2 separate regions of the Homo sapiens genome follow, and region 2 is linked to region 1. A link is an interaction called in ENCODE POLR2A ChIA-PET data of the cell type or tissue named here. Cell type or tissue: MCF 10A. All regions are shown on one strand. Links, peaks and the distances in the headings refer to the core of each region. The heading gives the core; the rest is flanking DNA.

Region 1 (5,381 bases), core at 262-5,261:
TGTGAGTGCACCACTGCACTCTAGTGACAGAGCAAGACCCTGTCTCAAATAAATAAATAAATAAATAAAATTACAAAGATAAAAGCTAAAAAAATATTGAGCTACACTAGTATAAACTAAGTGCTAGGGAACAGCCTGTCGCCCAGGCTGGAGTGCAGTGGCACGATCTTGGCTCACTGCAACCTCTGCCTCCCAGGTTCAAGTGATTCTCGTGCCTCAACCTCCCCAGTAGCTGGGATTACAGGTGTATGCCACCACACCTGGCTGATTTTTGTATTTTTAGTAGAGATGGGGTTTCACCATGTTGGCCAGGCTGGTCTCGATCTCCTGACCTCAAGTGATCCACCCGCCTCGACCTCCCAAAGTGCTAGGATTACAGGTGTGAGCCACTGCGCCTGGCCTACCATCTCCAATTTATAGGGGAAGAAAGTAGGACAATTATTATTCCTATTTTTCAAGTGGGAAAAATGACGGTATTATTATCCCTATTTTATGGATGAAGAAACTGAGACCTAGAAAGGCAGTTATTTGCCTAAATCATAGGGTGAGTTTGTTGTAGCTGGACCGGAAGCTAAATCTTCTGTCACAGCCTCCAGCTTTTCCCTGATAATAAAAGGTCTTCCTAATACACTGGGGTCAGTCTTCTATGCTGTACTTCATAGGCAATGGGAATGGTTCACAGGAGGCACTTATTGAAGAGTTGGAACACAGATCTGATTCCTTCCTTCTATTGCAGTACCACCTTCAGTGGGGATTTATAAAACATTGATATCCATTACCTTACTTGATCTCCTAAGTACTTTCTTAGGTGCAGAGGGCAGGTCATATCATTCCTATTTTACCATTGCAAAAACTGAGGCTCAGAGAGGTGAAGGGACTTTATCAAAGTCATGCACTGCATAAGTAGCAAGGCCTGGATGAGAAGCTAAGTCCTTGGACTCCTGGTCCAGACTTTCCTCCATGATTCCATGCTGCCTCCCCTCTGGAAACTGCACAACAGACACTTTTCCAGTTGGGCTTTTCAACTTGGACACTGTCTAAGTGAGACTTTCCTGGAGTGGCTTTGAAAAAGACGAACTGGGAAAAGGCTTTTCTACTTTGACTATGAACCTACCTATCTTCCTTCCTTCCTTCCTGTCTCTGTTTCTTTCGTTCTTTCTTTTTTTTTGTTTTGAGACAGTCTCACTCTGTCACCCAGGCTGAAGTGCAGTGGTGCGATCTCAGCTCACTGCAACCTCCGCCTCATGGGTTCAAGCGATTCTCCTGCCTCACCCTCCCGAGTAGCTGGGATTACAGGCGTGTGCCACCATGCCAGGCTAATTTTTGTATTATTAGTAAAGATGGGGTTTCACCATGTTGGCCAGGCTGGTCTCGAACTCCTGACCTCAGGCAATCCGCCTGCCTCGGCCTCCCAAAGTGCTGGGATTACACGCTTGGCTGTGGGTCTCACCACTCTTTCACCCAAGCTGGAGTGCAGTGGTGTGATCATAGCTCACTGCAGCCTCAAACCCCTGGGCTCAAGTGATCCTCCTGTTTCAGCCTCCCAAGTAGCTAGGACTATGGGTGTGTGCCACTATACAAAGCTAATTTTTATGTTTTTCGATGGGGGGAGGGGGTCTCACTATGTTGCCCAGGCTGGTCTCGAATGCCTGGCCTCAAGTGATCCTCCTGCCTTGGCTTCCTAAAGTGCTGAGATTACAGGCACGAGCCATCCTGCCCGGCCAACACACGTTTCTTGATGAGATATAGGAAGAAAGTTGATTACTGTGGGTTTTTTCCTCCAATGTTTTAGCTTAGACTCATTGTCTGTAAAGCCACTTAGAATGAGACGCACATCCGTCTGGTATTGCTGAGGTACTCAAGGTTAGAGTTTTAGTCCTGCTTCTATCCTCCCCAACTAATAAAGTAATCATCTTATCACGCAGATCTTCTTTAGTGAAGAATGAATTCTAGGATGCCTGGACAATGAAACCCAGTTTGGCTTGTTCTGTCAAAGAAAAACCAAGCAAATCATTTCATTAAAAAGGAGCCATGTTGTCTCAATGGGCAAGTCTTCACTAGAAAAATTGCCGGAATTGAGAAAACCCACATTTGCCGTGAATAATCACTAACTCCCCCATCTGTAGACCAATACCCATGTGACTCCCATTAAAGCATTACTCACATCTAGGCTTGTCCACACGAGAATGTTACAGCCATCAAAGAATTTCCTAAGGCATAGAATTACAGAGTTCTGATGCCCAACAGACCCTCAGATCCAAAAGGCTTTGGCCTTCCTTACTCATGCTAGCCTTGAAATCTAGCCACAGCCTCCTCCTGGGGCTTCGAGGTTTTGGCCATTTCCATGATGTCCAGAGAAAGCTAGGTGAACCTGCTTTGTGTTTCTTCCACAAAGTGGCTGAGAGGATCTCAGAGCTTTTCAGGACTAAGGGAACAGCGTGAAAGCAGGTCTGGCATGTGGGGCCCAGGCTTTGATCTTCACGCCAGGCCTGGAAGCTCACCATGCCTCTCACCCTGTTTACACTTTCCCATCGGGACTGTACAAACAGCTCCTCAGGGGTGGTAGCAGGTCAAGACTCTGACACATGCCCTGAGGAGTCAACATCTTCTGCAGATTGAGATGTGGAAGTCACTGCAGAACACTGCTCTTCTGGATTTCTTATTGAAAGCATGAAAAGGGCACTAGACTTAGAGCTGGAGGAGAAACTTTGTCCCTGCTTTGCTATGTGACCTGAATTTTTCTGAAAATCAGTCTCTTCATCTGCAGAATGGGAGTAATTGTTCCTGCCCTGCCTACCTCAACAGGGTTGTTGTGGGGAATCAAGGGAGAGGTTACATGTGAGGCACTTTATGATTTGTGAAACGCTAACAAATGTAAGGAATGGCTAGGATTTGTAGCAGTAGGGACAGAGACCAGCCCTAGAAGAATTCAATGGACTTGCTTTGGAGGCTTGGCTCCAAAACAGCACTGTACAGCCAGGACTGTGAAACATTCTCTGAGTCATTTGTCTGCTGGTCTAGGTGTAATTTGTAGATGCCGCAGGTGGGCGGGCAGCAGGTAATTGCATCTCAAAAGGTATTTATTGAGCGCCCACTCTGTACATGCTTGTTTTGGGAGGTAATTGGGAAACACTTGTTCACACATGGACTTTTAATGAAACGGATGGAGCCAACTACCAGCTACTGAAAGACAGGCATCGTAGCCTGGGGGTGGTGGGGGGCTGAGTGTTGCGCCCTCAAATAAGCCCATGAAGGACCCACATCTTGCCTCCAGCATTCCCGGCCCAACTGGGGAGCCAGGCATCCACAGTGAGAGGCTTTGTCTTCCTTGGTGGTTTTCAACTGAGAACAACTTGTCTACCACCTCAAGAAGACAGCTGGCCGTATCTGGAGACACTTTTGGTTGTCACAATGAGGGTGGGAGAGCTACCAGCACCTCGTGTGCAGAGGCCAGTAACACTGCTAAACATCCTACAATAGACAGGATAGCTTCCCACAACAAAGTATCTGGGCTTCATTGAAGTTTGAAGGTAGAACAGGGCTTCTCAACCTCAGCACTGTTACTTTTGGTTAAGCTCTAATCCCTTTCAAATTTGAGCCTGGATGATTTTTTTTTTTAAAGCTAAGCCCAAAAATGTAGTATTCATGGGAATAACTCATTTTTAAACAGAACAAAATTTTCATTGTGGTAAAGACACGTAACAAAATTTACCATCTTAACCATTTTTAAGTCTATAGTTTAGCAGTGTTAAGTATATTCACATCGTTGTGAGGCAATCTTGAATAATGATTTGTTTTTGACTGACTGCTATTATTCAATACTCACCATGTACTAGGTTATAGGATGTGAAAGTGAGACACAGTGCCTGGTTTCAAGGAACTGTGTGGAAAGGGAAGACACATGTGCACAGACACAGAACTGATACCACCACGCAGAGCAGAAGCTGCATGAGGGCTATTGCAATATATGGCAAGATTTTAATGGGTGGAAAAAAAATCACTGGCATGGGCTGTTCAGAAAAGTCTTCCTGGGAGAGGGGAGTGTCAGACTGATGCTGATGAGTGAGTAGACTCAGCTCAGCAAAGAGAAAAGGAAAAGCAACCAGCTGGTTGCTAAGCAGATCAGACTTGGCCTGAAATGGTCAGTCTTCTTACTGGATCAGTCCAACTGAAATTTCAGAACCAAAATTATTGAGTTTGTGAGTTGGGGGTGGGAACCACTAATCATCAATGGTTCCCCCCATTCTACAACATACTGATGCACTCTGGTATCTTCCAATAAATATTCATTTCTTTCTCTCCTCGAGTTAAAGGAGTGCAAGGGCTTTGTTTTATTTTTTAAATTTTTACTTTTTTTTTTGAGACAAGGTCTCACTCTGTCACCCAGGCTGGAGTGCACAATCACAGCTCACTGCAACCTCTGCCTCCCAAGCTCAAGCAATCCTCCCACCTCAGCCTCCCTAGTGCTGGGACCACAGGCGTGTGCCACCCCACCCGACTAATTTTTAAATATTTTGTAGAGGCAGGGTCCCACTGTGTTGCCCAGGCTGGTCTTGAACTCCTGGATCCAAGTGATCCTCCCACCTCAGCCTCCCAAAGTGCTGGAATTACAAGTATGTGCCACCCCACCTGGCCAGCTTTGTTTAAATACTCCACAAGAAACTTCCATTGCACAGCTAAGTAAACTGATAATTAGCTTGCTCAAGATTACAAAGATTGTAAATAGGGAAGCGGTTTGCAAACTTAAGACTATCTCTAAAGCCCATCTTTTTCTAATCAGTGGTTCCTCCCAGTCTATGGCATGCCGATGCAAATCATGGAAAAATTCACTCTAAACTTTCTGCTTTCAATATCAGGGTCCAAATACCACCTTAAGTCAACCTGACCTGTCTTTATCAGCTGCTTACTAAACACTCTCTGCAGAACTGTACTCTTAAAAAGCACTGAAGTATTTGTGCATTTCCTAAATGTACAAACAAGCACCTTTAAAACGTGGAGACAGATGAGAAAAGTAATAATTCTGCAGCAGTGGTACTCTTTCTGAGTAATCTGCTTTTGCAATGTGCAGTTCAGTGTGAGGTTGCCTGGTCCACCTTCAGACATTGTGAAACCTTCTCCCCAGAAGTGATGTCACTGCTAATGCTGAGGATATTTAAAGCAGGGAGCAAACCAATGGGAAGACATGTGACTGTGACAAAGATGAGGGATGAGATGTGATCAATAGAGCTTTTCAGCTCAAACTTCACTCATTCTATAAATAAAACAGCTTAAAATAGACTTGAGGGATTATTTTGCCTCCTAGAAATAAAATTCACCAGTGCTCAGGACAAGGCCTAGAATATAATGTGCTCGGTGAGTGTTTGTTAAAATGTGGAATAATT
Region 2 (5,381 bases), core at 178-5,177, 150 kb after region 1:
GTTCAATTTTAAATTGAGTGGTCAGAGAAGGCCTCATTTCTAGGGTGACTTTTGGGTAAAACTATGACAAACAAAATTGGAAAAATATATTTATTGACATGGGAAGATGTTTGTCTTTTTTTTTTAATTGGGTAAAAAAAGAAAATAGATTAGAAAATAATATATACAGTATGATCCCATTTTGCTAAAATATTTATATCTGTGTGCCTTGATATATATTTGCATATTGAAACTTTCAGGAAGTATATATGCCAAAATATCATTAGTGATTGTCTCTGGATAGTGGGCTTTATGAGTGCTTTTATTTTGTTCTTTTTGCTGTCAGTATTTTCTGATTCTTTGACAATGAACATATATTTCCAGATATTTCCAGTACAGTATATGAAAACAAGTTCTTTAGGTACAAAATTTTTAAAAAGTTAACGAAGCAGGATGGAAATTAAGCAGCCCAACAGAGGGTCCTTCACATTTAAATGGCTACCCCACTTCCATGCAAAGGCAAACTTAGGGAGCCAAGGTAAGCAGGACCAGACCACATTAGAAGATTATTGAGGTCTGCTCCAAGACAGAGGTCAGTAAAGGAGAAAGACTCCATGGTTCTACATCAGCACTGTCCAATAGAAATATAATGCAAGCCACATGTAGTTTTACATTTTCTAGTAACCTCATTTAAAATGCAAAAAGAAATTATTAAACCAATTTTAATATTTTATTTAGCCCAGTATATAAAAATATTATCATTTCAACATGGAATTAATATTAAACAGTTATTAATGAATTATGTCACATTCTGTTTTTCATACTAAGTCTTCAAAATTCAGTGTGTATTCAACACTTAGCACATCTCAAGTTGGACTACTCATGTTTCAAGTGGTCAGTAGCCATGTGTGACTAGTGGCTATCATATTAAAGTGTAGCTCTAGATCATAGGTCATTATTATAGTCTGTAAAAATTTCAAAGTAGTTCCAGATCATAGAGCATTATTGTAGTCTGTAAAAATTTCAAGAAAGGAGATAAAAATAGGGATGAAACTACCAAGACGTCAAATATTTATGTCGTTTGGGGAGAAAACTTTTCTGGGAAGAACTATGAATGCCCTCACCCATTTTTACTACTTAATTCTCCTTTTCTTAACTCCACTGAGCCATTCCCTTCTTCTTCTTCTTTTTTTTTTTTTTTTTTGAGATCGCCCAGGCTGGAGTGCAGTGGCGCGATCTCGGCTCACTGCAACCTCTGCATCCCGGGTTCAATTGATTCTCCTGCCTCAGCCTCCCGAGTAGCTGGGACTACAGGCGCAGGTCACCACGCCCAGCTAATTTTTGTATTTTTAGTTGAGACGGGGTTTCACCATGTTGGCCAGGATGGTCTTGATCTCCTGACCTCGTGATCCACCCACCTCGGTCTCCCAAAGTGCTGGAATTACAGGCGTGAGCCACTGCGCCCGGCCGATTCCCTTTTATTAATACATTTTCCCGTCTTCTGGGGCACAGTATCATTGGAGTTTCACTTTTTCCAAAACTCCATGGTCCTTTGTTTATAGGTTATTACTTAGAGAGAATTATAATGGGTGAATCTCACACCATTACATACCAAATTTCAAAAAATTCATTCTCAGAGGAAAACTTATCTCTTTGATATTCTCTATGCATCAACAACAGGCAGGATAATAAATACGAGTATTCATTCATTTATTTTTTTACTTTTTTAAAAAAATAAGATTATTCATTACTGAAGATGACTCATTCAGTTATCATTTACTGAGCACAGAGTGATAGGCAAAGGGAACACAAATATAAGATGGTTCCCTGTCTTTTACAGTTTATAGACTAATAGGGAAGGATCTTACAAGTCACCATTCAAAAAGCTTTTTTTTTTTTTTGAGACAGTCTCACTCTGCTGCCCAGACTGGAGTGCAGTGGCACGATCTCGGCTCACTGCAACCTCCGCCTCACGGGTTCAAGTCATTCTCGTGCCTCAGCCTGCTGAGTAGCTGGGATTACAGGCGCACGCCACCATGCCCAGCTAATTTTTGTATTTTTAGTAGAGACGGGGTTTCGCCATGTTGGCCAGGCTGGTCTCGAACTCCTGACCTCAGGTGATTTACCCTCCTCGGCCTCCCAAAGTGCTGGGATTACAGGCATGAGTCATCGCACCTGTCCCTCAAATAGCCTTTTAAATATGTTTGCTTTTTTCTTTTTTTGAGACAGGGTCCTACTCTGTTGCTGAGGCTGGAGTATTGTGGCATGATCATAGCTCACTGCAGCCTGGAACCCCTGGGTTCAAGTGATCCTTCTGTCTCAGCGTCTGGATTAGCTGGGACTATGCCACCACACTCAGCTAATGTGTTTGTTTCTTTCATAAGGTAATTATGCCTAGTAGAAGAAGTTTGAAAGTTGGAGTGATTTTTTAAAAATAAATATGTAATGGGCTGGACATGGTGTCTCATGCCTGTAATCCCAACACTTTGGGAGGCTGAGTTGGGCAGATGGCTTGAGCCCCAGGAGTTTGAGACAAGCCTAAGCAACATAGTGAGACCTTGTCTCCACAAAAATAGAAAAAATTAGCTGGGCATAGTGGTGCACACCTGTAGTCCCAGCCACTTCGGAAGCTGAGGAGGGAGGATTGCTTGAGCCAGGAGTTTGAGGGTGTGGTCGGCTGTGATCATGCCACTGTATTCCAGCCTGGGCGACAACGACCCTGTCTCAAACAACAAAGGCAGCAAAATAAACAAGTAAATAAATAAATAATGATTGTGGAAAATTTGTAGAACATAGAAAATTATAAAGAAAATGAATCATAATGCTGTCACCCAGAGACAATTACTATTTTGGTATACTTCTTTCTAGTATTTGTTTGTCTGCTTTTATGATCATGCAATTTTGTATACGCAATTCTGCTTACCATTATATTGCAAGCATTTTTTCTTGATGTTAAAATGTTTCAAAGTCATAATGACTATATACAATTACTTCTACTTGTGTACAGTAATTTTAATGCCCACTTGGTCCTTTATCTGTATTTTTTCACTTTGATAAAAATACTTATTCTGGCTGGGCATTGTGGCTCACGCCTGTAATTCCAGCACTTTGGGAGGCTGAGGCGGGCTGATCACCTGAGTTCAGGAGTTCGAGACCACCGTGGGCAATATGGTAAAACCCCATCTCTACTAAAATACAAAAAATTAGCTGGGCTTGGTGGTGGTGCGCCTGTAGTACCAGATACTTAGGAGGCTGAGGCACAAGAATCGCTTGAGCCCTGGAGGTGGAGGTTGCAGTGAGCTGAGATTACGCCACTGCACTCCAGCTTGGTTGGGCTATGGAGTGAGACTCTGTCTCAAAAAAAACAAAACAAAAACAAACAAACAAAAAATATTTATTCACAAATTGGATTACATTTTTAGAAGAGATAAGAAATAGGATTACTGGGTTAAGAATCTCAACTTTTTTTTTTTTTTTTTGGAGAGAGTCTCCCTCTGTCACCCAGGCTGGAATATAGTGTCGCGATCTTGGCTCACTGCAACCTCCACCTCCCAGGTTCAAGCCTTTCTCCTGCCTCAGCCTCCTGACTAGCTGGGATTACAGGCGCCCACCACCACACCCAGTTAATTTTTGTACTTTTAGTAGAGACAGGGTTTCACCATTTTGGCCAGGCTGGTCTCGAACTCCTGACCTTAGGTGATCCACCTGCCTTGGCCTCCCAAAGTGCTGGGATTACAGGCCGTGAGCCACCTCACCTGGCTCTTTTTTTTTTTTTTTTTTTGAGACAGGGTCTCACTCTGTTGCCAGTCTGAAGTGCACGTAGCACCAATTATGGTTCACTGTAGCCTCAGCCTCCCAAGTAGCTGGGCAGGGACTACAGGCACACGCCACTTTGCCCAGCTAATTTTTGTATTTTTAGTGGAGAATGGGTTTTGCCATATTGCCCAGGCTGGTTTTGAACTCCTGGACTCAAGCAATCTGGCTCCCAAAGTGTTGTGAGCCACTCCGCCTGGCCTTAAGAATCTCACCATTTTAAAAGCTTTTGATATATACTGCCAAAGAATAGAAAGATTGTACTGGTTCTTGCTCCTTTTTTCCTCCCATGCCTAAGTTTTTAAAAAAAATCAGATATAGTTGTAATTATATATTATGTACAATTTTACATTCTTCTTTGGCTTAACAAAATTATTTTCGCATGTTTGTCATACTATGTAACCCTTTTAAGAGATGCATAATAATTTTTTTTGGATATAATTATAGTTTGCTTAAACTTTTGTTTATTGTTGGAATTTAGTCTTGCCATTTTTCACACATAATTTTTATGTATTAAAGCAGGCCTTATAGTAGTAGTGATCTGAGCTTTGAAAGCTGGCTTTGAATTCCCTGCACATTATTATATATATTACATAATATATATTATGTATAATATATATATAATTTTTATTTTTTCCTTTGAGACAGAGTCTTGCTGTTGCCCAGGCGATTCTCCTGCCTCAGCCTCCCGAGCAGCTGGGTTTACAGGCATGTACCACCATGCCCAGCTAATTTTTGTATTTTTAGTAGAGATGGGGTTTCGCCATGTTGGCCAGGCTGGTCTGAAACTCCTGGGCTCAGGTGATCCTCCCGCCACAGCCTCCCAAAGAGCTGGGATAACAGGTGTGAGCCACCACGCCCAGCCAGCCCTGCACACTTCTAATTAGTCCAATGACTTAGGCAAGTTTCTTCATTTCATTAAGCCTTTTTCTTTTTCCCTAAAAAAGGTTATGGTTTTGGAAATACTTTCCCCGTGGGGTTGTTGTGAGAGTCCAGTGAAATAATAAGGAGTGGTGCTTATTACAAAATCAAACGCTCAACAAAAATAGGATTCAAAGCCATTTTTAAAAATCACATTTCCTTTTGTTGGCTTGATTAAATTGGGTACCAATAAGATTAACAAATCTTGATTAGGTTAAGATTAGTATAAAAGACCTTTCTTCCAGGGTATTCAATCATTTAGAGCTTGTCTTCGGTGCTCAACTTTAGTTATCCCAGATCACTGAAGCTGAGATGGCTGATGAAGTAATTTGCAGTGAAATTTTAAGCGACTGTGACTCTGCTGCAAGTTCCCCAGATCTTGAGGTAAGGAATTGTGAGAAAAAGTGGGGGTGAGGGGAATAGTGGGGTATAATGAGTCACTTGATTTTTTGGTTTGCTAATGAGGATCTTCTCTTGTCCAAATCCCTCGGCCAACCATGTTTGTTTAACTTTTTGGTTGGGCTATATGTATCTTTCGAACTGTAGGTTAGTGTGCCCACAAAAATTTCTCTTGCAAACGTACACTGCCATTCCTTTCTTTTTAATAAATGTGTAGGACTGCTACCAAAATATGGCAGTCCTGCCTTCCAGGGCTAGGTCTCATTGGT

Evidence for each region. ChIA-PET counts read pairs that join two places held together with the same protein. Peaks named below come from ENCODE experiments on the same cell type or tissue, not always from the same donor. Only the 100,000 strongest peaks of a DNase experiment are listed, where the experiment ranks them.
Region 2: POLR2A ChIA-PET joins it to region 1 with 5 read pairs; 8 of 35 experiments call an interaction of 5 or more read pairs at or near these places.

The regions. Positions count from the first base shown.
Region 1 is chr14:23,169,306-23,174,686 of GRCh38, forward strand. All of the region lies in intron 1 of SLC7A8 (solute carrier family 7 member 8), which reads right to left. Among named protein-coding and RNA genes, the nearest start is that of SLC7A8, 12 kb to the right of the region's middle. RefSeq lists an enhancer at 2,729-3,230. In MCF 10A, for the core only: no CTCF peak of the experiment used is centred there; DNase peaks (open chromatin) are centred at 2,996 and 5,106.
Region 2 is chr14:23,314,734-23,320,114 of GRCh38, forward strand. All of the region lies in intron 3 of BCL2L2-PABPN1 (BCL2L2-PABPN1 readthrough), which reads left to right. Among named protein-coding and RNA genes, the nearest start is that of PABPN1, 4.0 kb to the right of the region's middle. In MCF 10A, for the core only: no CTCF peak of the experiment used is centred there; no DNase peak of the experiment used is centred there.